Regions from separate parts of the Homo sapiens genome. Here region 1 is linked to region 2. A link is a loop called in an ENCODE intact Hi-C map of the cell type or tissue named here. Cell type or tissue: Calu3. All regions are shown on one strand. Links, peaks and the distances in the headings refer to the core of each region. The heading gives the core; the rest is flanking DNA. Region 1 overlaps DISC1FP1 (DISC1 fusion partner 1). Region 2 has its middle 89 kb from the start of LINC02748.

Region 1 (15,813 bases), core at 4,672-7,171, 770 kb before region 2:
TGGGTTGCTATGGTTTGGTATTTTTAGGAGTTATTAAAACATTGTGACAGTAGTTATAGATTCAATTTTACAGGTTGTTTGTATTGTACATTTTTGTCATTCCCTTTTGGGCCATAAATAAATGCTTATTTTTTAAATCTTTTGATTTTATAACTTGAAATAATTGTTTCTATGATGAAAAATGATGAATTTGAAATTCAATATTTCTATGTCTGTTAAAGATTATTTTTGTTCTCAGATTTTCTGATATGAGACAAGCTTTCAGCTGTCACAAAATGTATTCCATCTTTTTCATCTTCTGAATGAAAATTGCTAAATTCTTTCAAGCTGCTCAGTAATTAAAAATAATTTCTTTACTAATTTGGACACAGTTGATTCAGCCCAGAGCCTCCTTGAAATCAAATAATGTAAACCACCAAACAGGTTTTTAGCTAAAAGAATAGAAAGGAAAATCTGATTAAACTGCTAAAATATTCAGAAATTCTATTTGAGTTTCTGGACGCTAAAAGAGTTGCTTAATAAGACATTGCCAAATTATTTTAAAGATTAAAATAGGTATTTTCAGTATGAATATTTGTATGAAAATATTAAAATTCTACATTACAATATGAGAGAACATCTTCCAAATATTTGTCTCTTGACCTACTCCTGGGAGGTTGTCTCTAAGACGTTAGAATATTCTGCCTGATAAGAGGGTCACTGGGGACGTGGCCATACAGGTTGGCTTATTTTATCAATATGAATTATCATGAGGTCCTTGGGCCAGGTGGTGTAAGTTTGGCTTCTAGAGGAGACTAGTAACTAAGGTCAACCACATATGCAGTCAGCCGTGCTTACATGACCAGCCTCAACTAAAACTCTGGCAACGCTTCTTGCATATTGCCACACATTGTTGCTGGTAGAATAAAATGTCTGCTTGACGCCACTGAGAGAGGATCACTGGAAACTTGCACCTAGTATCTCCTAGACTTTGCCCTATGCAAATCTTCCCTTTGGTGATTCTGGTCTGTATCCTTTTGCTGTAATAAACTGTAACTATGAGTATAGCGACTTTTCTGAATTCTGTGAATCCTTCTAGAGAATTATTGAAATTTAAGGTGCTCTGGGGGCTCTCCCTAACTAAGTTTTGAACATGTAACCTTCAAGAGTCAACAGTAACTATTCCTCATGCACAAACTCTGCATTAATTATCTGCATGAAACTTTTTACTGTTTCTAAACAAAAACATTCTATGAAGGTTTATTGCTATTTCCCCAGCACATTAAAACATTTCCTGACACAAAGCAGGCATTCAGCAACTATTTATTAATTGAGTGAATTGATGACAAGCCTATTTTTATCCTACTGTTTCCTTTCTGTATTAAGAAAGTAAAGACTCTTTAGTCTGTTACCGTCTATTACTATCAGTCTTATAATATCCATGTCAGCTACCACTCTATTTTTTTCCTTCCTTTTAGAGCAAAATTCTTTGCATTGTCTGTGCTTACAGTCTCAAAAATCTCTCCATGCATGTTCTGATCTTCTTTTTATTTATTGTTTTCATTTTTGTTCTCTACAAATATCCTGGTTACCAATGATCTTCACATTGCTAAATTGAACAGGAAATTTCCAGGTGACATAATACTTATCAGTGGTGTTTGACAGAGTTAATTATTTCTTCATTCTTGCAAGATTTCCTTCCTACTTGGCTTATAGGAAACAGCAGATTCTAGTTTTCCATCTACGTTTTAACTGATACTCCACATTATCTCTTGCTAGTTCTCTCCCTATCCTCTATTTCCAGGATATTCAAAAGCTTCAGAGTTACTTCTTGGAACATTTATTTTTTGAAATAAATTTTCACTTATATCCATAGTAATCTCATACATTTTCAAAAACCTAAAGTACCATATTTATGCTGATTAATTAAAATTCTATATCTCAATCTCAGACCTCTACCCTATATTCTGGACTCATATATCTAATCACTTACTTAATGATATGGTTTGGCTGTGTCCCCACCCAAAATCTCATCTTGAATTGTAATCCCCATAATCCCAATAATCTCCATGTGTGAAGCGAGAGACCAGGTGGAGGAAACTGAATCATGGTGGCAGTTTCCCCCATGCTATTCTCCTGATAGTGAGTGAGTTCTCAGGAGATCTGATGATTTTATAAGTCTTTGGTAGTTCCTCCTGCCTTCACTTCTCCACCCTGCCACCTTGTGAAGAAGATGCCTTGCTTCCACTTTGCCTTCCACCATGATTGTAAGTTTCCTGAGGCCTCCCCACCCATGTTGAACTGTGAGTCGATTAAACCTCTTTCCCTTATAAGTTTCGCAGTCTTGGGCAGTTCTTTATAGCAGTATGAAAATGAACTAATACAATTAACATTTCCATTTGGATATCTACTATGCAAACCAAATTTAGCATCTAATTTTAAACATCCAAATATTCAATGTCTAAAGCTGAGCTCCTGATATTTTTTTGCCACATTTGCTTCTCCAAAAGTCTTTTCTATCTCAATAAATGGTAACAACAGACTTGCATTTTCTCAGATAGGCAACCATAGAGCTGCTCTTCATTCTTCTCTTTATTCATACCCTCATCCAATCCATTAAGACATCCTGTGGCCTCCAGCTTCAAATACCTGGAATGTTGTCACTTCTCATCATCCCTAGTGCCACTTTGGAGACCTAGTCTAAACAAATATAAGCTCTTACCTTGGTCATTATCACTATTAGCCCTCTAATTGTTCTCCCAGCTTCATCCATCACCCTTTTACATTCTATCAACACAGTCACCAGAATAATATTGTTACAATATAAGTTAAATAGGTGAATCCTCTGCTCAGAACCCTCTAATGACTTCATGCCTAACTTGGAATTAAAAATAATTTATTAATTTTTAATAATTCCTAACTTGGAATTAAAAATAAAAATATATCTGTCTCCTATAATCACCATTACCTCTTTGATGTTATCTTCTATATTTTCTCTTTGTTTTCCACATTCAACTCACACAGTCCTCACTGGGTTTTTCTTAAAACACTGTAGGAGCACTTCTTCCTTAGGATCTTTGCATTTACCATTTCTTCCAGATGTAATGCTGCTCCTGAAGTTATCTGCATGGCTAATGTGTTCACCTCCATTAGGCTTTAGGGAGATAACACCTTCTCAATGAAGATTTTTCTTGCTACTCTAACCAAACAAGCAACCCCCACAATCCCCTTCATTAATACTTCAATACTCTTAATGTCTCTACTGTGACTTATTCTGTACCTTGACATTTATCACCATCTGAAATGTAATGGATAGATATTTACTTATGATTTCTATTCTATAGTTCTTCCCACTACACTAGAATATAAGCTTCATAATAGCAGGATCTACACCTTTAGTACCTAGAACAAAACCTAGCACACAGAAGTCATTCAATGAATTATTATTGAGTAACTGTTAAGTAATTTATTTTTAAAAATAAGTTTTTTGTTTTTTTTTTTCCAGTGGGTAAGCAGTATAGGGATACAGTACAAGCCACCACAAAAATTGCAGAATAAACATGGCAGTTGACAGTTCCCAAGTTATGCCATTTGCTAGCAGAGTGAATTACTCAAGTTTTAAAACAGGTCAAATTAGCAATTTCTATACTTGAAAGATTGATATAATAATAAAATTTCTAAAATTTACATGATAATTAAATGAGATAACATATAAGAGTGCTTGACATTGTAGTAGATGTTCAATAGTGCCAGTTCTTATTGTTCTTGAATTAAATACCTGTGTGTATGTGTGTGAATAGCTTACAAATAATGTCAATTAATGTAATGACTGTATGCACCTCAAGAAGTCATCAGCTTAAAGGGAATTAACAAGTCTATACAAATAATAGAAACTTGAAGCTAACCTTAGAGGCCATATATCCTAAACACTTCATTGTAAATATAAAGAAAAATCTGGATATGTTAAGTGATTTTTGATGAAGGTGGATACACAATCCAAGTCTCCTGAGCCCTAGAGTAGTGTTCTTTGGAATCAAAACAAAAATGAGAGGATAGAAACCCTGATTTTGTCACAAATGTCCACATGAAAGGCTGAACTCTGTCCCAAAATTCTTTTAGGTGTGATAACAAGGCTACTGAGTGGCTAGAAAGAGTCTTTCAAAAACCTGAGAGTAGAGAATAGTCTAGGACAGAGGTACTTTTATTTTTCCCCTTTATTCATTTAGACAGACTGATGTGACAGTAAAGGAGAAGCTCGCCTAGCATCCAGTCATTGGTACCCAAGAGAAGACACTAGCTGAGAATTAACTGAAGTGCAGCATGCTCCAAGGTTTGCAGCTGCGAGATTATCATAAGTCTGGGAACATAATGAGCCAGGAAGCTGAGAGCAAACTGTTTCCAATTCATGGGAAGTACATTTGTCTTATAATGGCCACAGTTGTCTTAGTGTCATTTTACTTAAAAGATGGTACCTTTATTGAATGAAGCTGGGGAAGGAAGAGCCAGCTCCAAAGACGTGCAATCATCATTGACCTGTAATTGGGCAGGCATGTTAACTGGTCAGACTGTTCCTTTGGATCTGGCTATTTAAAAATGGAAAGAAATAAAAGGTAGCTACAGCCCTATTGCCAACTGTTTTGCAAAAGATTCAGTCAGTCTTATCTTTTGCACTTAGCAGAAACACTAGTGGTGTCACCTGAGATGTGGAGAAATTTTATTGTCTAGGTGTAATCAGAATGGCCTGAGGCCTTTGTGAAATGCATTCTTATTGTTAAGAAAATGAAAGTATTTCAAAAAGCTCAATTGTCTCTTTTCAAAGAGAAACTCTTTCCTTTGCCAGTAATATCTACTGAATAAGCATAACTAGACTAAGTTTTTAAACTCTTCCTTCACCTAAAATGCAACTTAGAAAGATGAAAAATATCCCCACCAAACTGTATATTCTGTATCCTCTCCAATCCTATCCCTCATTGTCAAACCCAAAACAATACTATGACAGAAAAACTACGTAACAATTATAAAAAGCTAGAATAAATTATTAATTTCTAATATCGATTCTTAGAAATTGCTGCCAATAACTGTTATGCAAAGAGGATTATACTACTCTCCAGTTTGGCACCAAGTGGGCTTGCTATGTGTTTTCAATTAACTATGAGAAACCACAAATATCTATATAGAGAAACTGAAGGTGAAAGAATATCTACAGTTTTGCTCATTGCCTGCTTAGCTGCAATTTGATTCTCTGTTTTATTCCACAAGATAATTTTGTTAATCCATCTGATAACAAGAGGAAAAGAAAGGAAAAGATACTATGTAGCAATGTCACCTTACCTCAGTTACAGTAATGCATTTTTCAAGTATTTGATACAATGTCCTTGGTTTTGGTAGTACTGAGTCCTAATAAGAGCTATGTCCAGATATTTAGCTACACTGGTATTTGTCAGAAATTTATAAGTAGTCAATGTAAATGAGGACAGTAGGTAAAAATCACACCAGGCTGGACAATTGTTATGAAAAAAATATATTACCACTGTATCTGCCCCATTTCTGTTTTGCTTTCTATTGTCATTTGCTAATTCCCATGATTTTATGAGATGCATTAAGTACTCAGGGATTTCACTGGCCCAAGTTTAAATTAGCATTTTCTGAAGTATGTAAGTTAGTACTTTGCCAAGACTTCATGCTGAATGGTAAATCGACCTGTGCAAAATTGCCACCAGGTGGCAGAAGTCAAATTAGGAACAAGAGGAAGTGACTAATTTGACTAAAATAAGTAATGACTTGGGATTTATTGCACAACCATTTACTGATTGCTTTCTATATACTTCTTTGTTGAAAAACAATATGTCCTTTCTCTCCTCAAGAAAATTTCAATCCAATAACTTGTCAAGCTATCCAAGGAAAGATCGGGCTCTAAATCCTAATTCTGATCCATATTAACCATATGTGGTAGAGAAGAGAATTTGAGAAATCTTTCTCTCTCTGGCACTTAAAAGGACCCAACAGTAATGATAAATAATAAAGATAACATTCACAGGTGTTTTAATTATATAACTGTGAGGTTTGGCTATAGGAATTCACTTTGATTTGAGTCAATAATTGAGGGAGAAATGTATTTCCATTCTTTAGACTCCTTTTGCATGGCAAGATTTTTCATGTGGCTGATGTTACCTCATTCTTCAGAAAAATATACCCTTTTAAACTGATTTGAACCAGCAAATGATTTGTTAAATTATTTGAAATAGTCCAAGCAAGTGCTTCCATAAAGGGGAGTAGAGTTTATAGTTGTAAGAGGGCTGTTACTCTAATTAAATAAGAAGATTCATTCCACCAAATACTGATGGTTTTTTTCTTTTTTTTTTTTTTTTTTTTTTTTGTTCAGTGAGAATGAAGGAAGTATGGGGAGAGGCTCTCTCTCCATCCATGATCACTTCTCAATAATAACTCAACCTACAAGGTCATCTCCACCTCTTTCTACTGTTAGTGAAACTCCTTATGCATTTAAGGGGCAATGATACCAACTAACGATTACTGTCTTTCATGCTCAATTTTTTTTAAATTAAAGCATTAGTTGGTAGCCCATGCAATTCTGTAGGAGTTGTCATTTAATGGCATTTTTTATTTCTGGTTTATCTTTTAATAAGAAACCCTGCTGATCTGCCTTTCATTTTTCTTCAGAGTAACTCAGCTAGAAGATGAATACCAATTACAGTTTTCTGGGGTGAGCTAGAAGGAAACTGGTAAGCTTGGAAAGCTTGTCTATGGCCTAAGACTGACTCCTTCAACTTGCTATTTTCTAGTTAGAAACATTTGACCGGAAGGCCTTTTAAGATGCTTTTTATAAACCTTTATGATTCATGACAAGTACTTTTTTCTTTTTTTTTTTTTTTTGAGACGGAGTCTCACTCTGTCTCCCAGGCTGGAGTTCAGTGGCGCGATCTCGGCTCACTGCAAGCTCTGCCTCCTGGGTTCACGCCATTCTCCTGCCTCAACCTCCCGAGTAGCTGGGACTACAGGCGCCCGCCACCACGCCCGGCTAATTTTTTTTTAAATTTTGTATTTTTAATAGAGACGGGGTTTCACTGTATTAGCCAGGATGGTCTCGATCTCCTGACCTCGTGATCCACCCGCCTCGGCCTCCCAAAGTGCTGAGATTACAGGCGTGAGCCACTGCACCCGGCCGATTCATGACAAATACTTTTATGTATTTTTCAAGATTCGATCTCTGGGTTTGACTATGTTTGTACTAAGTTTCAGGTTATTGTTATAAATATGTTGTAAGCAAAAAATTTATAGAGCATGATTACACATTTTAGTGGGCAGATATCTGAATAGAAGATAAAAGAGTCATAGTAACAAAAAGAAAATATGCTTTTGAACTAATAAAATGAAGACTTTATTCCTATCCGTCAGTGGGGAGAAAGAAGGAAAGGAGAAGGACTTAGAAGAAGGTTTTACTGATAGAGGAGTATTTGTATCTAAAGTCACAGATAACATGGAACTTAAGGAAACAGGCCGAGCTAACAGTTACCTAGAGAACAGCATACAAGCAATAGTCAAACCAAGGAAAGAGCCATGGGTATAAACACAGGCAACGTAGCTTGTGAAAGTGAGCAGAAATGTTTCCCAGGCATTCATTCAAATCAACTATCAATAGAAAGTTTATAAAGGGCCCAGACTAGATTAAGAGAAAAATTATAGTGTGAGTCAGCCCAGGTTATTCTGTCTGATGCGCTAGGTAAGTGTTCTCATCAGTTTCTAGGCTAGAAAGAAATATACACTGTATACCTTGTGCATTTCATTACATATAAAAGTAAGAAAAACTTGATTTTATAGAAGTTGAAAGAGTAGTGGTTACCAAAGACAGGAAAATAGAGGAGAGAAGGAGATGAGGAGAAGTTCATCAATGGGTGCAAAGTTACAGTTAGATAGGAAGAGGAAGTTCTGGTATTCTGTTGCCCAGTAGGTTGATTATCGCTAACAATAATGCGTTGTACTTATCAAATAGCTAGCAGAGAAGATGGAATGTTCCCACAACAAAGAAATGATGCAGGTTTAAGGTGGTGGATGTGTTAATTCTTGGGATTAGATCATTACACAAGGTATGCATGTATAGAAACATCACATTTCACCCATAAATATGTATAATTATTACATGTCAATTTATAAAAACAGAGTTAACTGATGACAGAACATGTAAGGACTATTTTTTTCAAAAATAAATAATAAATGACTTAGGAAATTTACCAGAACTAGCACATGACAAGAGAGTATCATGCCAGAAACACACATTTTACTTTTGACAGGCATGAAAATCAAACTCCTAGGATAGGAACTTTCATTCATTACTGTTGGAAATGAAAAATGAGACAGCCACTTTGGAAAAGAGTTGGACATTTTCCCATGATGTTACACTTACCACACTACCTAATAATCCCAGTTTTGAGTAGTTGCCCAAGATGAATGAAAATATGTTCACCCAAAAACCTGAATATAAAAATTTATAGCAGCTCTATTCATAATTACTAGAAATAGAAAACATTCAAATCTCCTACAAGTGAGTGAATAAACAAAGTGTGGTCATCGTTATGCAGCAATAAATGGAATGACTAAAATTAATAACAATGTGTTGCATACCTGAAAATTGCTAAGATGGGAGATTTTAAATATACTCTTCATAAGAAATACTAAATATGTGAGGTAATGAAAATGTTAATTGGCTTGATTTAGCCATTTTGCAATATACATATTATCAAACATCAGTGTACAGTTTAATATATATGATTTTTATTTGTCAATTAAAAACATGAATTAATTTTTAAAAAGGAATGAACTGTTAATACAGGCAACCACTGGATAATCTCAAAGGCAACATGCTGAATGAAAGAAATCAGTTTCAAAATGTTAAACACTGTACAATTCCGTTTATATGACATTTTCAAAAAAACAAAATTATTGTGACTGAGAGCAGACAGTGACTCTGAGCGGCTGAGACTGGGGAGTGTGTGACTCTAAAAGGATGACACTGGGGAGGCTTTTGAAGTGATAGAGCTGTTCTGTTTCTACAGTCCTGATGGTTACAGAAATCTATACCTGTGCTAAAATTAAAAGAATTGTACACAGTAAAGCCAATTGACTGTATGTTAATTTAAAAAATATAATAAAGCAAAAAAGTAAACACACACAAAAAAGAATCCATTTGTTTGCCACCTGAATGTCAGTAAGTCTTCCAATTATTTGGTGTCTGTCTGGACTTTCATAGAAGCAAATTATCTTCAGCTCCCATGCCACCTCTTCTGGAAAGTTCAACCGTTTTCCTAAAATCTTCCATGGATCTAGAAAAACATATCTCAATTAAGTCTTTTGCTTCTGCTGAATTCTAAACTTTACATTGTGTGATTATTTTCTTTGCTCTGCTCTTTATATGATAAACATGGAAAATTTCCCCTTTCCTTCAGACCCCAGAGTCACTGATTAGATACTAAGACAAAATGGTTTTACTAAATAATAAATAATACTAGATGATCTCACTTATATATTGAATCTACATAATCAAACTCATAGGAGCAGAGAGTAAATGCTGGCTGCCAGGGACTAGGGGGAGGGAGAAATGGGGAGATGTGGTCAACAGATGCAAAGTTTTAGTTATGTTAAGATGAAGAAGTTCTGGAGATATAATATATAGAATGGTGACCATAGTTAACAATACTGTTTTTTGTACTTAAAATTTGCTAAGGGGGATAGATCTTAAATGTTCTTACTGAACACACATAAAAGGTAATTACGCGAGGTGCTGGAATATGTTAATTAGCATAATTGTGCTATTATTATACAAAGAACATGTACATCAAAGCAACAAGTTTTATACCTTAAATACACCGAATTGTTTTCAGTTATACCTCAATAAAGCTGAAAAAAAAAAGAATCAAAAGAATAAAGTGGATTTTAGCACAGCATAGAGCAAGTCATAACTTAAAATTGAATTATCAAGCAACTGAGTTCTTCAGCCCCTTGGCCATACCTGCTACAGACCCTTGGCAATACCGGCAACAGACCCTTGGTCATCACTGTCACAAGTAACTTTTCTCACAGCTTTCTTTCTTGTGGACCTGCCTGATGCCATGTTTGTTCGATCCTCTCTCTCTTTCTGTATCCTTAACTTCCTAATCCTCCGAATACCTGATATTCGTCATTCTCAGCAGTTTATTTTTTTGTCATGTGGTTACCCTCCTCCATACCTGGCAGGAATTGGGACAAGATCATTATAATCACCTTTCACAAGTATGTGGCAATCTATTTAGGTGCTTTCTCTATTTAATCTTGGTAATATCGCTCCTCCCCTAGAATGCAGCTCAGTAAAAATTATATTTTTAATAGTTTTTTTTAACTTTTGTATATTAAAATTATCTATAGGAAAGTATATGTAGTTCTCATTACACATTATGGATTATAGATTCAACTTTTCTTATTCAAGTAAAAAGTTGTAAGATAGTTGGACTGGGTGGAGATTCTGGTAATCAGAATGAAAAAAAATTATAAGCACCTTAGGACTATAAGTAGAACATATAACAAGGTTTACAAAATCTCACATTTATTATTGTTATTGAGAGTTTTTTCGGTGTTCTTGATAGTTGTTTTTGTGCACAGAAAATATTATGGTTGGTTCAAAAATAATTGTGATTTTTGCCATTGTGCAAAAATAATTACTTTCAGTGGTTTTCGAAAACAAAATTATTTTTGCACTGACCTGATAAAATTTGTAACAACTTTCACATTTGAAACTAACCTTTGCTTTATATTCCAAATCAAAAAATCTATCAATCCATAAACTTTTACTTTAATTTATAAATGTTATCATTCTTTTAATAAATCTATCAAGTTTTTACAATAACTTTAAAGTCAGCCTTTATAACAATTAAATTTTCTTAAAATTTTAAACTACCTTTATAAATTCAACATAATCAATTTTTTTCTGAAGTATTTCAACTGCCTAACAGAACTATTTGAAGTATCTAGATGAGCTTTATAAATATAATAAATAGATTAAATGTAAAAAATGTGATAATTCATATATTCCAAAATTGTAATCACATTTATTTTGCTTTTCACATGTAAACTGACCCAGTAGTTCCACAGACTGTTTTTTTGGATAAACTTCAAAATTGACCTTTCTCATTTTAAAGCTTGAAACTTATATTTGTTTTATCTGAGTTCCTTTCTCAGGAAATGACCTTCAAGCTTCTCAAAAAAACTATCAAAAAACTGAAACTTACCAGATCACCATACCAGATGCCAGATCCCTCATTCATCATGATTGCTTCCTTGCCCCTCCTAGTTCCTGTTTTCTTACACATTGTTACATTACTTCCCTGCTATATAAACCCCTGCTTTTAGTCAGTCAGGAAGATGGATTTGAGACTGAGCTCCCATCTCCTCAGCTGCAGCACCCAATTAAAGCCTTCTTCCTTGGCAATACTTGTTGTCTTATTGATTGGCTTTCTGTGTGCCAAGCAGCAAAACCTAGACCAAACCCCAGGTGTTTTGGTAACAACATTAAAATCAAATGTGTAATTTACTTAAATACTTCACTTAAATATTTTAATTATACTTAAATACTTTAATTATAATCATGAAATTAACTTATTACATACTCTAGCACATACCTTTCCATTAAACAATAATTACAATTATGTATATTTATTGTATATATTCAATATATATGTATATATATGTACACATACATTGTTCTTAAGCTTGACACTAAAGCATTAAAGCTATAGGCTCCATTACTTCTAACTTTTAATGATCTATTAGAAATTTTTAAAATTTAAAATATGTTTGCCCAACAAAGAAACATTAATATTATTTCAAGCAATTTAGGGTATTTCCCAAAGGAATTTGAGATTACATGCACAATCACAGAAACTGCTTATCAGTCAGGAAGAAACCTGGAGTCTGCATGGCTTTTCTCAGAATGATAAGATATACACAGAGACCTCACTTATAAATGCTGTGTATCAACTCCAAGTTTATACTTTCCAAATAATATGGCCTTTTAGCCTAGATCACCTGGATTGCATGCTAGCTAATAGATACTTCACAAGTAAAACTGGAGTCTCAAACCATCGTAGCTTTCATTATGAATTATTCCCATAAAATTCTCATATGGCAAGGCAGTAAATCTTAGGGCTATCTTAATATTACTTCTGACTGGATACTGTGTCTTATGGGTTAGTCTTGCATTTTGGTCAGGGCAACAAACCATGACAATGATAACAAGCCTGAAATGTGGATTATGCATACTTTCCCAAGTGAGTTATATATTGAACCACAGATATATGCTTACTTAATAAAATAATTCCTTTATCATATATACTTACATGTATGTCCATTTTGGAACAATACTGTCTATAGTATACTGCAAATTAATATTTTTCACAAACTCTAATTTCCTTCTACAAAGTGTACTTGATTTATATTGAACACCTAAATTTAAATTATTCATTCATTAAGTGTAAATATTATCACAGTGTAAATTATATTTGTTAAACTTACTGTATAATTTTCCAAGAAAAAAATTTCTCAAGAAATACATCCTCAAAATTATTTTGCAAATCATCTTGTTCTTGTTTGTGCATATTAATTTTATATATTCATACTAATATTGTTGTATACATCCTACATCATACTTTATTGTATTTTGTTTTAAATATATTAATTTATCAGGTGTAAATATCTAAGTCTTTTCTGGCGTATTTTCTTTTTCTAAAAAAAATACTAAGAATCCCAAAAAGTAAAAGTAGCCTAGGCCTTTTTGGATATTTGAGAATACATGGTTTTAATGAAGATTTGGGAAAATTGGAAAATATTGGGGGATTCAAAGATATCAGATTACTGATGAGTCAACTGAACTTTTATCCCCCAGATGATTGTATTTTATATTTATCAGGTCATTGTGTTTTATATTGTATATTACTTTATATTACTATTAAAAATTGAAGGAAAGTATGTTTTCTATTAACTCAGACATAATTTTCATCATATATTTATGACTTTAAGGAATATATAGCAGACTGCTCTGTAGATGATGAAAATATAGAGATACAACCTTCTAAAGAAATACAGCTTCTTTGAAAACAGATTATTTGTAAACAGTAAGATTAAGGCACAATATAAGTTTGATACTTTATTCTTAGAATGCAGAGTAAAGATAGAAGAATACGTATAGAATCAGTGAGTTCTCCTTATTCGTTCATCATGTTTGTTGATAATATGAGAGGTAGTGATGAATTCATTCATTTATTCATTAAATAAAATTTATTTATAAAATGGGTAGAATTCCTATATGTCAGAAATTGTTTAGATAAAAGGATAGAGGACAAATTAAAAAAAATCCTTGCCTTTAAGCTCTTATTTTAGAGGATCAACAAATCACTAAATAAGTAAAATATAAAGTATATCAGATAAGGTTAAGTGCTGAAAAGAAACATAAATCAGAGAAGGATGAAAGGGAGTGCTCACCCTAAGGTGAGCTGCTTCACTGTCCATGACACTTTATGATTATATTCTGGGGAAGAGGAATGCTCTAGGTTTCTTTTGGTTACCACTGTTAACAGGGATTGACATTGTAATGAGATTTTCTCAAGCTAAATTAATGGTGTTGAGGCAGTAAATGTTGTGAAAGTGGGAATGGTAGAAGTCTTGATAAAAGAACACAAAGTTCTGGGGCCACCTCTTCATTGCTGCCGATGATAGTGTGAAAGCCAGGAAAGGAGAGATCTTTATTTGGAACATGTTGGGAACACTGCATTTCCTCTTGACCACTGTCAGTGGAAGTAAAAATAAGGGAAGAGGTAAACCTATCTATGTGCTTCAAATTATACTCAGTGTATACTTGGGTTTTTATTGACATTCCGGTGATAAAGGTTAACTCTGATGGACTCCTCAATTCAGACTGTTAAAATAATAGATTAGTCAATAATTTATTCTTACTCTTGCACTTAAAGTAGAATAATGCCTCTAGTAAATAAATTTTTAATTTTAATCCTGTGGATTGCACCTTTTCTATGCTTACTTCCTACTTCAGCCACTTGACCAATTTGTAATTACATGACAAAGCCATCTTTTCTTCCCTTGTGTTGATCCTGCCATTTCTTCTTCCTTCCTAAACCTTATAGGAATTTTTTTGCTATCTCAGAAAGTAATTCTAACAGTCCATTCTGAGAATCAGAGCCCCTCACCAGCATGGTGCTTATAACTTTAATTCTTTCATTTTTGTTCAGATGTGCCTCTGATTTTCTGGTGTATAGCCCTGTTTTACTACTCATGTCATTCACTGGCCTGAGTTTTCTCCATGTATTTTATATCTATAATACTCTGGAAGACACAACATGCTCTATGCCTTTTAGAGATTTTTAATGCACGATTGCATATTAACCCAGGATAATTTTATGTAAATGCAGTAAGTAATCCTGTTCAATAACACTTTTCCTAAATTATTTGATCTAGGGTCCATAACAACCAATTCTCAATACTTTTTATTAATAGCTCATGGCAGTATCATTCTGCAGAAGACATTTAGAAAACCCTGATCTATAAGCAATTATATTTGTTCCCTAGACACATCTTTTTGGCTTATATTGTTTCTAGAACTGAAAATTACGATAAACTTGGCACAGGAGAGCTAAACATTCTATGAACTTTCAAATTAAAAAACTGCTGGAGTTTGGAAATGGATACAATCATTTAAATATTTCATTTTCTATTTGTGTCTTGATTCAGAGTATTTGGGTTTACCTAATAAGATTCTCCAATGTATTTGATTATAACAAAATTGGTGTTCATTTCTGTAGTATATTAGGAAAACAGGGTCATGTTATGCCTTAATGTAGTGATTCTTAAACCAGAGCATGCATCAGAATCACCTGAAGGATTTGGTAAAATACAGAATGCTGAGCCCCACTACTGGAGTCTCTGATTTAGCAGGTCTGGAATGAAGCCCCCAAATTTACATCTCTGACAAGTTTCCAATTATTGCTGATGCTACTGGTGCAAAGCCCACACATTAAGAACCAGTATCATAGTGCACAACATGCAAAATCACTTAAGTGTTGGTGAAACTCTTTGTCCAGGAATCAATGAGATGAAACTTAAGTCAACAGCCATTTACTATGATTTTTACATTCCTGATTCTCAATTTTTCTGTCTCTTTCCTCTCAATATCTCAGGCAGATTTGATGACTTCTTGTAACAAGGAGTCAAAGTCCCAAAGAAATAGAGAGCACATGCAGTATTAGATAATTCCAACAGGTTTATTTATTAAGGAAATATTTACAAAAGTGTAGATTTAGTACCATAACCTGAAACTTTGTGGTAACCAAGTTATTAACATCCTTAGGCTCAAAGCAATAAAGTGAGGGAGAGGATACTGGAAAGTGGAGACATACAGTTGATTAGAAGATCAGTAACTTTCAATCAAGCCAGCTCAAGATGGCTTTATAGGTAGGCCCCCAATCCTTCCTTCTGATTCTCAATGGCCAAACCTCAAAAGAAATCACTGGTTACCAGAACCTGTGGACATAGTTTATATGCTTTACCTCCAAGAGCCCAGCTTGATAGAAAAGATTGCATTCAACAGATCAGTTGCTTTGTACCATTTACTGGGGACTGTGTTAATTTTTTGTAACAAATACACCACATCTAGCATAGCAACTTCAATGGGACTACTACTTGGAAAAGTTTGCAGCAATCCACTGTCATCTACCATGATTCATTCAGTTTTGGTAGGGGCCAGACTGGTGAAAAAAAATTGTAATATGATGGGGACCCCCCTTC
Region 2 (15,813 bases), core at 8,662-11,161:
TATGTGTGTGTGTTTTCCTATTAAAAGTTGTTTGATCTTAACCACAATTATTTTAAATATCCTATCTATCTGATAATTTCAATATTTTTGTTATATCTGAGACTGATTCTGATACTGGCTTTGTCTCTTTAGACTGTGTTTTTTTCTCGTCTTTTGGTATGGATAATTTTTTTGTTGAAAGCCAAGCATGCTACAGAAGTGAAGTAAATAGGCCTTCAATGTGAGGATTTATGTTAATGTGGCTAGTTGAGCTCTGTTTAATGTCTCACAGAAGTACCCGAGGCTTCAAACTCCTCTCCTGTTCTTGCGTTTGTACTCCTTGACTTTGAGTTTCCCTTTGTAATGATGCTTAAAGAAGATCTGAGACTTGCAGCTCTTTCAGCCATAATTCATTATTATTACTATTATTATTATATTTGAAGCTTTCTGTTGTCATGGAAGCATGCGAATAAGAGGCATATTTCTATAATCTTCTAATGAAGTGTTAGTCTCAGCGGACCAATGTTTCAGGGATATGGCCATCAAAAGTATTCTAGTCTATCTTCCAAGGTCATTTTTTGTTTGCTTGTTTTGCTTGCTTTTCCCTACTGTCTCTTCTGGTTGCAGTACACTAATCTACTGTCTTGAAGCCTTTTCCCCTGTTGTCTACCCTCGCCTTTACCCTGTTAGGTGAGGTGGAAGTTAGGAGAGGGCTGGAGTGTGAAGGAATCTCCTTCCCCTAGCTTGAATCAAGTTTCAGCATATGCTCTGGAAAATTCCTTCCTCAGGATGCTAGGTCTTTGTTAAGAGAAGACACTGGATGGGTTTCATGAGAGCATTTTTTTTCCCTATTCCTGCCAGGGCCAGGAGGTGATCTTTCTCAGTTCCTCACAGTGGGAACCTCGAGGGTTTCCTGGAGTGAAAGCCTGTGAAAATATGTGGTTTACCTTATGACTAAGATCCCCAGGTGTTTCTCATTCTCATGATAGTCTGCGCTCAACCTTCAGCACATCATCAAAACTAGCACTTAGCTGCCTCTAACCATCTAAGAGATTTAACAGCTTTTGTTCCAGGTGAGCAAGCCTCAGCTGTCTCTCTCTGTAAGTGCTTCTTTCTCCAGATTTTGGGAGATGCAGTTTGCCTTGTAACTGCAGTTCCTGGGTAATTTCAAGGTAAGATTTTTGCTCAGGTTTTTCTTGTTGTAAGGGTGGTAGTGATGGACAGTTCTTTAGATGTTGGACCTGAAACTGGAAACCCCAGGCTACCAATTTTTGATTGAATTGTTTTTGCCATCTGAACCCCGAGCAGTGCTATCACCTGTGTTTCTTCTATCAACTAGCAAAGGGATAAGAACACTGGAAAAACCTATTGCTCTTATGACAATAACAAACATACACAAAATGCAGATTGTCTAACTTCAGCTGTCCTATTGCCGATGTTGAGAAAACAGAACTCAAAAAAAATCCATATTTTATTAATGTAATGAGTCTCAAAACTCAATTGCACTACAATTGGAACCTATGGGAAAAAAATAAAAATAGTACTTTCAGTCTGTTATGAACCTATTCTTACTTAAAATGCCACTTTCTATTTAATTAGAGAATTAAGAAATTTGGGGCCAGGCACCGTGGCTCACGCCTGTATCCCAACACTTTGGGAGGCCAAGGTGGGCAGATCATCTGAAGTCAGGAGTTCGAGACCAGCCTTGGCAACATGGTGAAACCCTGTCTCTACTAAAAATATGTAAATTAGCTGGGCGTGGTGGTGCATGCCTGTAATCCCAGCTACTAAGGAGGCTGAGACATGAGAATCAATTGAACCCAGGAGGCAGAGGTTGCAGTGAGCCAAGATCACACCACTGCAGTCCAGCCTGGACAGAGCAAGACTCTGTCTCAAAAAAAAAAAAAAAAGAAAGAAAAGAAAATTAAGAAATTTCATTTAATCCCATTTGATAAACTTAGCCTGCTAAGTAGTTTAAATAATCCCTCTAGGTAATATTATTATATGATTAAAATTTATCAGTTCTTTCTCTAGGACCCTGATGCTTTCATTAAGATGACATGTAGGCCAGGTGCAGTGGCTCACTCCTATAATCCCAGCACTTTGGGAGGCCAAGGCAAGCAAATCACCTAAGGTCAGGAGTTCAACACCAGCCTGACCAACGCGGTGAAACCCCGTCCCTCTAATCCCAACTACTCAGGAGGCTGAGGCAGGAGAAGCACTTGAATCCACTTGAATCTGGGAGGTGGAGGTTGCAGTGAACCAAGATCATGCCACTGCACTCCAGCCTGGGTGACAGGGCAAGACTCTGTCTCAAAAAAAAAAAAAAAAAAAAAGACATCTAGCTTTTTATGAAAGAGTTGTGGTTTATGAAATTTTATGGCTTATTTTATAGTTGAGAGGGACAAGATCTTCAGATTCTTCTGATATCCTTTTACTGTATTCTGTATTTTTCTGGTCACTGAGAGCATTAATGATCTCCATGCTTGAAATTTGGGGTTTACATCCCATAGTCTTTCTAATGTTGTTTCATCAGAGAATGGTGATACTTCATTTGAAGGTCTTACTTTAGTTCCTGCTGGCTGCAAATCCTTGCATAGCTTCTTTACTTTATCAAACCTGTGGGCCCACTGGTCTCTGGGGTAGTGGTGCCTCTTCCCACCAGGGCAGAATCCATGGAATCTTCTTGGCTTTCATGTCAGTTTTCATGTCACTGGGAACTGAAAAAAGCTCTGAAATGCCAAATTTAGATGGCTGTATCCCAGTTTGGTGTTATAGCTGCTAGAGAAATAATTTGTTTCCAGAATCGTAATCTAGTGACAGCGGCTAAAAATACTTCTGCAATAGTACTGCTGTCGTTTATCCTTAGCATCTTCATATTCCCTGAGTCTAAGCCAGTATAAGGAAACAAAATAGAGATGCATTTAACTCTCTAGATCTCTGTCTTCCTTTCCATAATCTATTTGGCCAGAAAGGTTGATTCATTTCTATATAATTACTTTTTCTTCCATTCTGGCTAATGCAATAATCTGAGAACTTCAATATTTGATATTTAAAATGCAATTTGGGAATTTTGAAAAATCTTATTTTGTATAAAACTTGGAGAATTGTTTTATTGAATTATAATTTTAAATACAAGTCACAAATATGTTTTTGTTTGTTTTATTTGTATTCCTTATTTTTGCATTTCTAAACTCTCCTTAGTTAGATGTAAGCCAAGACCTGAGAAGGATAAAGAATGTGTATTACAAAATTTAAAGGAGAACATTGCATTTTTTACTTTCAAATGATTACCCTCATTAAACCAGCAAGTCTCTGGGTTAGGATTGCTCATGTTCACTCAAGGAATAAGGAAGATGGCAAAATCGGAACCTAGGGCTGAGCATAGATCATGGGCTATTTTCTCCTTGCTCCTTAAGATTTTATAATCTTTGTGGGGTTCTCATCTGCAAATTCAGGAAAGAGAAAATTCCTATGTGCCTTCATAGCACGCATTTCACATTCATATGGCAAACTTTATTAATTGCATACTGTGTGCCAAGCACAGCGCTAGTCACTGGGACTACAACTGTGAGAAGGGCAGAAGAGGTTTGAGAACGTAGGGAGCTAATAATCTTCCAGGAGATGCAGGGACATTGACACAAAATTAAATCTGTTTTTATAAATGTTATCGTAAAGAGAGGACAGTTTTTTCTTTATATTTGATTTTGCAACAATCTTTCAGCATTTATTTATTTTTTCTATCTTATACCTCTGGTATTTTGGGGATTGTCTTATTTATATACAAGTCTTTTGTCCCTTAAGGGCCAAGAATAAGACCTTTTCCTAAATATACAGCCAGCAGAATTGAAATAACATTTTGTTGACAGTCAAAAAAACTAAAATTTGACTCTCAGCTCAGTTGCTTTAATAGTTGAATGACCTGAGGCCCATCCTTTGACCTCTCTAGACTTAGTTATACTCGTCTATAAATTGAAGTGATAATAACCACTTACAGAGTTATTATGGTAAATGAGTTAATATATGTGACTAACATTTTTAAGTGTACACAGATCTATAGAGAAATAGGCATTAAAAATTTACTTTGCAAGTATTTAACATCTGGTATTCAATTACACACTGCTAAGCATTGAAAACAGATTGTGTCTAAACATTGAAAGCCTTTTTTACATAAAAATATTAACGATAAATGCAGTTTATCTAGCAAATTTCCTATTAATGGAAGCAAACTTAGATTCGACACAAAATAAAGATTTTGCTATTCCAGTCATGACTTCATATCCACAAAAGAAGTCCTTAAAACATCACATCCTTCAGGCAATTCAACACTCAACTCACTTTTTGGATGTCATAAATTTCATCTAGGAAAATTTATAAGATGGCTAGTCTCCAAGATATTGGAATTAAATAAACTGTTGAGACTTACAGAAAGAAAACAAGGTTTTAAGGACATACAAAGGTTTTGATAACATATAAAACATTTTTCAAAGACAGTGGTGATGGTAAAGGAAAACTATAAATACGATAAGGCCAGAAGCAAGACGTAATAGTGAAACAGCTTATACAGTTTTAGAAGATTGCAACATCAGATAATATGTCAAAAATGCACCACCACACATTTATTTAAATGAACTAAGGGGGATGTTTGTATTAATAGCTACCCTGCCAAGGAATGCAGAAAGCCAAAATCAAACAATATAACTCAGGCTTATCCACAAAGAGCCTAAAATGGGTCAGGTGAATATCCAGAAACTTACTTAGAAATTCACCGTGGAATGTGTTGGTCACTTCAAATTTCTTAATGAAACTCAAGTAAAGTAATTTGCAAGTACATTTGAATGAGTAAATAAAGCAAAGTCATATACATATATCACTCTTACTAGCAGTCCTGGTAACTCCCACCTGTTTGTTATTGGAGTAGGGGTGGCAATAAGCTGCTGTTTTATAAATTTAAGGAGTCTCAGGGGTCATATCACCAGTTCCAAAAAATAAACGAATTATGAGATTAACAGTAAAATGTCCATTTTAATGAAAATCCTATGCTAATTCAAATGAGGACCCTACTGTTGAAGAAACATTTGCTCTTCACACATAAACATGAAATATACCCTAACTCATTTATGAGCTGCAGTCTTGAATCCAGGCACAATATATCACTATGACACCATTGTTGTGCAATTGCAAGAAGGCTAGCCAGGGATCCTGCTTAGTCTCTGACTGCAACAGTTACCCACCCAAGGATTGCACTTAGTTTCTGTAGTCTTCATTAAGCAATCAAGCTAACCTACCACATACTCCCTAATAAAAATATGAGCCAATGCCAATCATATGGCTATCTAGTCAGAAATAGCGAAACAATTCTTAAATCTCTGTATTCCTGGATGAATCTTTTGAGTTAAAACTTGAGAAAAGTAAAAATAACTGTGTTAAGTTAGAACACCAATTATGTAAGTATGAGGTGAGGAGGTCAGAGTTAAGGACAAAAAAAAAAAAATGGAAAGGAAATCTAGGGTATTTAGTTGATATAAGTTCCTAATCAATCAACCATATGATATGGCTCCTCCAACAAAGAAACTAGTCAGTTGGATAAATGCCTGAAACATCAAATTATAAAATATTTTCATCTCATTTTTCAGAAGAGGAAATAAGGGCATGAAATTTAAGTAACTTGTACTGAATCGCAAATCTACTGCTATGGCTAGAAATGGAGCCGGATCTGACTCCAAAGGCTATATATATATATTTTTTTTGTGTGTGTGAAATAACACTGATGAGGAAATTCAAAACCATAATACATGAGAAATAAAGAATTACTAGAACTGTAGATTTTTTTTTCCTTGGCATTGGAAAGCATGAAGAGTGGTGAAAATGAGAAAAAGTCTTGATTGTGTACTTCAGATATCTGATGATTTATTAATGACAAAAAGATAATAGAGAAACAAATAAGTAAAATTTAAGGAAAGCAAGATATTTATTGAATTAGAAAAATCTGAAGAAATGAATGGACTACTTACCTGGTAATGAATTTCCCTACAAGAAATGTGTTGAAGTAGAAGACTAAATGTTTACCAAAAGAATTATTACAGAGAGAATTTAAGTATTGTGAAATGGCCATGTCAGATGATATTAAACTCTGGCCTCAAAATTTTTGATTCTATGATACTATGAAAACACACATAAAATATAGGAAAGTATCCAGGCTAGCCTGTCAGGGCTTTGTCCTGGCTCCTTCGCTTGATCTAAGTGAACCTAAGAATGGCTACCAAGAAGTAGGGAAACCAGGGAAAGGACAGAATGTTAGTTGCCTTCGACAGAGCAGCCTCAGTTTTAGAATGAGAGAACGCCATGGTGCATGATGCTTTGGTTCCCAAGAGACACTCAGTGATATGATTCAGGCAAGTGCATCATGTTACTCGCCTTGATACCTACCTAATGACCTGCTTCCCCAGAGGACCAAATAACAGCTTATCATTGGCCTAATAATACTCTCCTCTGAGGTCTCCTACCTCTGCTTCCCTCCATTACTGATTGGCTGCATGACCCTGATCAAGTTACAGCTGTCTCCTGGGTGCACTGAGCAGCACTAGCAGTCTTTCAATCTAATTTACTGTAGAAATAAAAAGTAACTCAGAAATGATCTATAGAAGTAGCGACAATGCACAGGAGACTTAACAAACTCCAGAGCATGGTGCTTGCAGCAGAAGAGATATCCAGGTCAGTAATTTAACAACAAACTCCAAAAATAAAAATGCAAATGTTCATCTTATCACTTATATATTAGGTAATTCAGGTGTGCATTATAGAGTGCTAAGTTGTCATAAGGACTCATGTGAGGTCTTTTCATGGTCTTTGATGATGGGATCATCTCATGTACACAAAGTACCACTAACGAGGTCCTGGATATTTGATGAGGAATATTTTCCAGAGTGGAAGAAGGTAGATCTGTAACAGTTCTATACTGGGCACTATCATAGGCTATTTACATGTATTATTACCAAAAATCTTCACAATGACTGTAGTAGTAGGTACAATTGTCCCAATTATATACATGGGGAAAATGCCATCAGTGATAGATGATTGTCTGTTCCAGTTCAAATCTTATTCATTATGCTATTTCAGGCATGTGATTTAACATTATTGATATGCAGTTTTTAATATATAATATGTGTATAGTAATAATGTATACATTTTATTACATCTGTATTCTAATACACAAAATGTGTAAAATAGTTAGCATATTATTATGGTAATAATAACAAAGAATTATAATGCAATAAAGCACCATGATAACATAACCTAAACATGCTTTGCAATAGCCCATCATTTCTTTCACCCAAACCTGGTTCTCAAATGGAGGCAGGCAAAAGTTTTTATACCTGGTGAAAATGTGATTGGGATAAAGAAATTAGAAGGGAGGGAATAGGTAAAAAAAAAAAAAAAAGAAGGGAAACAAGGAAGTAAAATGTGGGTCCTCATGTCACCAGTAATCTACTAATCTCTTGACCTAGTGTCTTTCAATAGAGTGAGAGAAACAGGTGTCAATTAACTGGGAAGTTTTGGAAGTCCCAAACATTTAGAAAACTCCAAGTCCTTCCCATTCATTTTTAAGGTACAGCTAAAAAATATCAGCAGGTACACTAAACAGCAGTTGGAACTGGGAAATATTTGGGTCACAAAGGCCACACTGGAATTTCTAATTGCCAGCTGTGCAGATTAACTACAGTTATTTCATTAACCTTCTAATAACCAATCCTTAATTTTACTTGAATGAGATTTTTTTGGGACAAAATCTATCAAATCATGACAGTGTTTTCCTTTAATAATAACCAGTATTATATACTGAGATTTTTCTCTATTCCTATCACTGCCTTAATCACTATTTGTTACATATTAATAACATGAATTCTCACTTAATAACCCTAATCTTGTGACATTGGTACCATTATTATCCCTCATTCGCACATGAGGGAATTGAGGCTTAGAGAGGCTAAGCCAAAACTAGTCAACAAGGTTACACATTGTTTTGGTTATCAACTGAAGTGTGACAACCACTCAGAAATTTAATAGCTTGAAAACATCCATCATTCTATTTGCTCTATATTCTACCAGTCAGAGATTTGCAGGATCTCTGGATTCTACCACAGATTGGACTGGAACGAGTAGAGGCACCATGGGGCAGCACTACAGGGCTGGACATGAGGGTGGGGGCATCACAAGGTCTAGGGTGTCATTTGGAGGTGGCTTCAATGGCTGGGGCTGGATAGGACAGCTGGGTGAGCCATATGTCTGTTATTTATTTTGTTTATTGTAATTGTTTATTGTCTAGGTCCCTTGCTATTTATCCACAATTCTGGCATGAGTCCTGCATGGTGATCTCATGCTTGCAAACGAGTTTTCCAAAAGACAAGTCAATTAAAAAAGTGTTTATTAAGTCTCTGCTTGCATCACTTTTGTTAACATCTCACTGGCCACAACGAGTCACATGAAAAAGTACTGTGACTGTGGGAGAGGATTAAACAATGTCTAGAAGACAAGAGATACAATACTGGCACTTTAGAGAGCTTTGAGACCCACCAGAAAGTACATTTGGACTAGGCTTACGTTTGCATGTGTGTGTGGAGGGGAGAAGGTTTGTCATTGGAGACTAGAGCGGGAGAAAAATAGAACTACATAATTTCAGAGAGACACCATCTATCTAGTTCAGCCTTTCATTTTACATGTAAATAAATTGGAGCCACAATAGAAAAGTGCCAGGCTAGGCACATAAATCTAACTATTGTCAAAGACTAGATTCAGAATGCAGATGACACCAAAATCCAAAGGAGAAGCTCTAATGGAGAGTTTGCAGCATGCGGTAATAGTGAAGAATGTGAGTAGAATGCATGGGCTGAACACAGCTGAAGTGGAGATTAAAAGAGCCAATCAGTGGACAGTCTGAGAGTCCAATCCTGTGAAGTTGCTTTTAAGTAACCCACTTGAGAATTAATTTGCATTGTCCCTTGCCTGCACTGGTCAAGCTGAAACACCATATCCCTTTCACACATCACTGCCTAATATCTTTCTACTTATTATTTCCTTGGAGTACTTGAACTCTGCTGTTCGTCTACATATCTACATCAGAATATCTATGTTGTGGTGTAAGCTCCTAAAAAGCAAAAGGTAAATTATCTTAAATACAGCGTAAAGTAAAATTAAGTATGTAATAAAGGCTTTGGGATTATGAAAATGAGGAAATATGTATGGTGCCTTAAATTCATCTAGGGAATCATATCTACAGCATCTCCTGTGTAGCATATTTTGTGCTATTTAATACAGAGTTTACATTTAATCAACATAAAACTATAAAGTAAGTATGTTTTGAATCCTTCGTTTTTTCCACAAATGAGGAAACTAAAGGTGAAGATGGCTAAATGGCTTTCCCACTTGTCATACAGCTAGTAAATGAAACATCATAGATTTAAAATTTGACCATTATCCTTGTGCTACTTTTTCTTTAGTGCAACTAAACCATGGTCCCAAGTAATATAGGATAGGATATGCAAAACCCAGCAAGGTGTGAATGCAGTGTCAGACTTTTACACTTAACATAATTTTGTAAAAATTACGTAACCTCTATGAGTTTGAGTATTTTCATTTGAGAAATGAGAGTTGGACAAGATTATTTCTTACATGCACTTCACCTCCAGAATGTTTATAGCATTCACGGAAAATTGCCAAGGCAATGATATTCAATGCAGCGCCATCTGGTGTTTACCGATGAGATTAGCTGACAGTTCTTGTTAAATGAAAAGAAAAAGAAAAAGAAAAAGAAAAAACAGCAAAATAACTCCAAAATATATAAGTGATAAATATGCACTATGTACCCAAGATACATCCCACTGCAGATTTTATTCATTTTCTTGTATAATGTTTATAAAGTATGTGTTAAAATATCAAAAGCATTACACTAACTGGATTCTTGTACAATGTCACATACAGAGATAGACACTGCCTTCACATATAAATGGAGTAGATTATACCTGCACATTTCACATTCACAATAAAATAAGTAATAGGTCCCATCATTGCATAGAAACACCTAATTTCTATGCAATTAGGGTTAAATACATTTTAATCCCATGTAGCTACATGCATTTGACAGTAACCAGCACTGTTGTATTTGAACTGTGTAATTATACACTGGATCTCTCAGAGGCAGAAAATGTATAATTATGAAGTTCCCTACAGTATTAAAAAAACACAACTGTGTGGTGCTAGGGAGAAATCACAATGGGGATACACTGCCTGTGATTCCACATCCCTAACTTCAGTGTCTACTTAACTTCCAATACAGTGTAATTAGGCATGGGTTGAGTTGGAAGATGAACCATATCTAATATATTAACAGCATCTCTTATTCACAAATAGCTAAAGAGCATTCCACCAGTCATGCCAACAGCTTCCCTTACACATAACACAAGCAATTTGCCATTCCACCTAGAGTCACCACTATTATATTTTTTGCTTTCAAAACAAGATTCTGAAAATATTTCCCCAAGCCACTCAAAATGCAGCCTTTGTATGGGTATTATATAGAGTTCCTAGATGCATGAAACATAATTTCACAGGGGAGTTAAAGTGATGAGGTATGCTCAGTAAGTAAAAAGGAATGCAAACTAAACAGGGCTATATGTTGGATTTCTTGTCTGCTTTCTCGATAGATGAGCGCTACAGAGACTTTCTAAAGGACATGGCTAAAGGATTTGGCTTATATTTTGAAATTCTTATGGCACTTAATTATAAAGTCCTTCACTTAAATTTGCTTAAAAGTTAATTAAATATCTATAGAATTTGGGAGAAGAGTCTTTATAGCAACTTGCATGAAAACCTTAATGCATACAGGCTTCACATGAGCCAATGAGATGATATGCTAAGAAAGTGTCTTGGGCAGTATTAGTGAGTGCAATGTCTACCTTAGGAAATAGCAGCCCCACAATGCCACGATAAAGAGTCTAAATGTCCTAGAGAAGGTAGGGAAATGAAATCAAGTAAAACCAAAAACTGAAAGAACATATGTTTAATTTAGTCTTAGAGGGAAGTCATATAATGATCAAATTAAAAATTTCAGATAGTTAAAAGTAGTATGTAAAGTGAAAAAAGGGATGCAATAGAAAATATGCAGAAAGCAGAAACTGAAATAAAGTGAGAAAGGTATAACTTTTCTAATAAAGTGAGAGTTGAGGTGGAAGATCAATAATAAGAGAGAGGCAGCTTTGCAGGAGTCTCAAGAAAAAATTCTAGGTATGAACAAAAACAAGTGCAAAGTTCCTGGGACAAACAATGAAAGAACCAGAGAATCTGGAGTAGAAGAACAGGAGAATTGTAAGCAGTGACCACTTTCATACTGGGTGTAAAAACAAGATTAACGTTGTTCGGGAATAAAACTGGAAAAGGGTGAAAGAATTAAAGCATCCTAACTATGAAGTCAAGTTATATGTGAAAATGGATCATGTAATGGAATCCAATTTATTCTCCTATATTTTAAACCAGCTGTTAATGATTCTAATTTAAAGATCTTATGCTACACAGCAATTATCATTGTATGCACAAGTTTTGTAGGTATTTGTCTTTTATGTCATTTCTATACAATTAAATGAGCATTAATAAGATAAAAAACATTTCAGAGTATTAAAAGCTATTTATGGATTCATACATGATTAGTTTATTGCTGATTTTAAAATAAATCAAAATGTTTAGACTCTGACTATTAAGATGTACAAGAGAGTTGATTTTTCTAATTTTTTTTAAGTTAGTCATAGAAGGAGATTCTATTGTTTCTTTCTATAGAAGGTATGGTCTTTCTTAGGAAGAATATACTATAAAGTTTGTGAATACTAACCATGACTGCCATTCACAAAACGTAAGAACTTGGAGAAGTCATTGAATCTCTCTAAGCCTGTTGCTTCATATGTAAAAATGAGATTGCAATATATGGCTTATATCTTTATCATAATTTTCTCCAGTCTAACATTCTGTGATTATGTTTATATGCCATCCTAGGAAAATCTCTGTATATTCTTTCCCTTACAGTAGAATTTTATTCTTGTAATAGACTATTCCTATAATATACATGATGTATATTAAAAATATATATTCTTATAATACAGTTTTAAAATGTGAATATTCTGATGTGTTTTTCCAATCTTAATGTACTTTACCAACATGGTCTCTCCTGTCTACCACACATTCCCCATTTTATTTTAGATAATATTGTTATTTTCTCATCACACCTAAATTTCTACTACTTTTTATTATTATTTATTAAACTTTAAGTTCCAGTATACATGTGCAGAACTATGCAGGTTTGTTAAGTAGGTATACATGTGCCATGGTGGTTTGCTGTACCCATCAACCCACCATCTAGGTTTTAAGCCTCACATGCATTAGGTATTTGTCCTAATGCTCTCCCTCCCCTTACCCCCAACCCCCTGACAGGCCCTGGTATGTGATGTTCCCCTCCCTGTGTCCATGTGTTCTCATTGTTCAGCTCCCACTTATGAGTGAGAACATGCGGTGTTTGGTTTTCTGTTCCTGTGTTAGTTTGCTGAAAATGATGGTTTCCAGATTCATCCATGTCCCTGCAAAGGACATGAACTCATTTTATTTTTATGAATGCATAGTATTCCATGGTGTATATGTGCCCCATTTTCTTTATCCAGTCTATGATTGATGGATATTAGGGTTGGTTCCAAGTCTTTGCTATTGTGAATAGCACTGCAATAAACATATGTGTGCATATGTCTTTATAGTAGAATGATTTATAATCCTTTAGGTATATACCCAGTAATTAGATTGCTGGATCAAATTGTGTTTCTGGTTCTAGATCCTGAGGAATTGCCACAGTCTTCCACAACGGTTGAACTAATTTATACTCCCACAAATAGTGCAAAAGCATTCCTATTTCTCCGTATCCTCTCCAGCATCTGTTGTTTCCTGACTTCTTAATGATCATCATTCTAACTGGCGTGAGATGGTATCTAGTTGTGTGTGTGTTTTTTTTTTTTTTGCATTGCTCTAATGACCAGTGATGTTGAGCTATTTTTCATATGTTGGTTGGCCACATAAATGTCTTCTTTTGAGAAGTGTCTGTTTATATCATTTGCCCACTTTTTGATGGAGTTGTTTTTTTCTTCTAAATTTGTTTAAGTTCCTTGCAGATTCTGGATATTTGACCTTTGTCAGATGGATAGATTGAAAAAATCTCCTCACGTTTTGTAGGTTGCCTGTTCAATCTGATGATAGTTCCTTTGCTGTGCAGAAACTCTTTAGTTTAATCAGATCCCATTTGCCAGTTTTGGCTTTTGTTGCCATTGCTTGTAATGTTCTAGTCATGAAGTCTTTGCCTATGCCTATGCCCTGAGTGGTATTAACTAGGTTTTCTTGTAGGGTTTTTATGGTTTTAGGTTTTATGTTTAAGCCCTTAATCCATCTTGAGTTAATTTTTGTATAAGATGTAAGGAAGGAGTCCAATTTCGGTTTTCTCCATATGGCTAGCCAGTTTCCCGAGCACCACTTATTAAATAGGCAATTCTTCCCCCATTGCTTGTTTTTGTCAAGTTTGTCAAAGATCAGATGATTGTAGATGTGTAGTATTATTTCGGAGGCCTCTGTTCTGTTCCATTGGTCAATATGTCTGTTTTGGTACCAGTACCATGCTGTTTTGTTTGCTGTAAGCTTGTAGCATAGTTTCAAGTCAGGTAGCATGATGCTTCCAGCTTTTTACTTTTTGCTTAGGATTGTGTTGGCTATATGGGGTATTTTTTATGTGAAATTTAAAGCAATCTTTTCAGCTCTGTGAAGAAAGTCAATGGTAGGTTGATGGGGATAGCATTGAATCTATAGATTACTTTGGGCAGTGTGGTCATTTTCACGATATTGGTTCTTCCTTTCCATGAGCATGGAATGTTTTTCTATTTGTTTGTGTCCTCTCTTATTTTTTGAGCAGTGGTTTGTTGTTATCCTTGAAGAGGTCCTTCACATCCCTTGTAAATTGTATTCCTAGGTATTTTATTCTCTTTGTATCAATTGTGAATGGGAGTTCACTCATGATTTGGCTCTCTGCTTTTCTATTCTTGGTGTATAGGAATTCTTGTGATATTTGCACATTGATTTAGTATCCTGAGACTTTCCTGAAGTTGCTTATCAGCTTAAGGAGTTTTGGGCTGAGCTGATGGGGTTTTCTAAATATGCAATCATGTCATCTGCTAACAGATACAATTTGACTTCCTTTCTTCCTATTTGAATACCCTTTATTTTTTTCTCTTGCCTGATTGCCCTGGCCAGAACTTCCAATACTATGTTGAATAGTAGTAGTGAGAGAGGGTATCCTTGTCTTGTGCTGATTTTCAAAGAGAATGCTGCTAGCTTTTGCCCGTTCAATATGATATTGGCTGTGGGTTTGTCATAAATAGCTCTTATTATTTTTAGATATGTTCCATCAATACCTAGTTTATTGAGAGTTTTTAGCATGAAGTTGTGTTGAATTTTACTGAAGGTCTTTTCTGCATCTATTGAGATAATCATGCAGTTTTTGTCTTTGGTTATGTTTATGTGATTGTTTATGTTTGTTGATTTGCATATGTTGAACCAGCCTTGCATCCCAAGGATGAAGCTGACTTGATCGTGGTGGATAAGCTTTTGGATATGCTGCTGGATTCAGTTTGCCAGTATTTTATTGAGGATTATCACATCAATGTTCATCAGGGATGAACAGGCCAATGCCTGAAATTTTCTTTTTTTGTTGTGTCTCGGCCAGGTTTTGGTATCAGGATGATGCTGGCCTCATAGAGTGAGTTAGGGAGGATTCTCTCTTTTTCTGTTGTTTGGGATAGTTTCAGAAGGAATGGTACTGACTCCTCTTTCTACCTCTGGTAGAATTCGGCTGTGAATCCATCTGGTCCTGGGCTTTTTTTGGTTGGTAGGCTATTAATTACTGCTTCAATTTCAGAACTTGTTATTGGTTTATTCAGGGATTCGACTTCTTCCTGCTTTAGTCTTGGGAGGGTGTATGTGTCCAGGAATTTATTCACTTCTTCTAGGTTGTCTGATTTATTTGCGTAGAGGTGTTTATAGTAATCTCTGATTGTAGTTTGTATTTCTATGGTATCAGTGGTGATATCCCCTTTATCATTTTCTATTGTGTCTATTTGATTCTTTTCTCTTTTCTTCTTTATTAGTCTGGCTAGTGGTCTATCTATTTTGTTAATCTTTTCAAAAAAATTGCTCCTGGATTCACTGATTTTTTGAAGGGTGTTTTTGTGTCTCTATCTCCTGCAGTTCTGCTCTGATCTTAATTATTTCTTGTCTTCTGCTAGCTTTTGAATTTGTTTACTCTTGTTCCCTTAAGTCCTACTGATCAGAAACTTAAAAAAATTAATTGTGGTAAAGTATACATAACATGAAATACAACATTTAAGCCTTTTTTTTTTTTTTTTTTTTTTTTTTTTTTTTGAGACGAAGACTTGCTCTGTGGCCCAGGCTGGAGTTCAATGGCTTGATCTCGGCTCACTGCAGCCTCTGCATCCTGGGTTTCATCCAGCTATTCTCCTGCCTCAGCCTCCTGGGTAGCTGGCATTACAGGCGCACACTGCCACGCCCAGCATTTAAGCCACTTTTAAGTGAACAGTTCAGTGACATTAAGTACATTCACCCTTTTGTGCAACCATCATCACTCTCTATCTCCAGAACTTTTTTATCTTGCAAAATAAACTCTGCATCCATTAAACAATAATTCTTCTTGTCAGAAACTTTAAATGTTTACCCTCAGAGTGGCAAATAGAAGAGGTCCATAAAAAT

Evidence for each region. Hi-C counts contacts between places; a loop is a spot of excess contacts. Peaks named below come from ENCODE experiments on the same cell type or tissue, not always from the same donor. Only the 100,000 strongest peaks of a DNase experiment are listed, where the experiment ranks them.
Region 1: it touches region 2 in a loop (6-fold over the local background); 4 of 110 quality-filtered maps call a loop at or near these places.

The regions. Positions count from the first base shown.
Region 1 is chr11:90,470,916-90,486,728 of GRCh38, forward strand. The region is part of intron 1 of DISC1FP1 (DISC1 fusion partner 1); the gene reads left to right. Among named protein-coding and RNA genes, the nearest start is that of MIR4490, 77 kb to the right of the region's middle. In Calu3, for the core only: no CTCF peak of the experiment used is centred there; a DNase peak (open chromatin) is centred at 5,696.
Region 2 is chr11:91,238,671-91,254,483 of GRCh38, forward strand. No RefSeq gene overlaps it. Among named protein-coding and RNA genes, the nearest start is that of LINC02748, 89 kb to the left of the region's middle. In Calu3, for the core only: a CTCF peak has its summit at 9,736 (motif pointing left); a DNase peak (open chromatin) is centred at 9,711.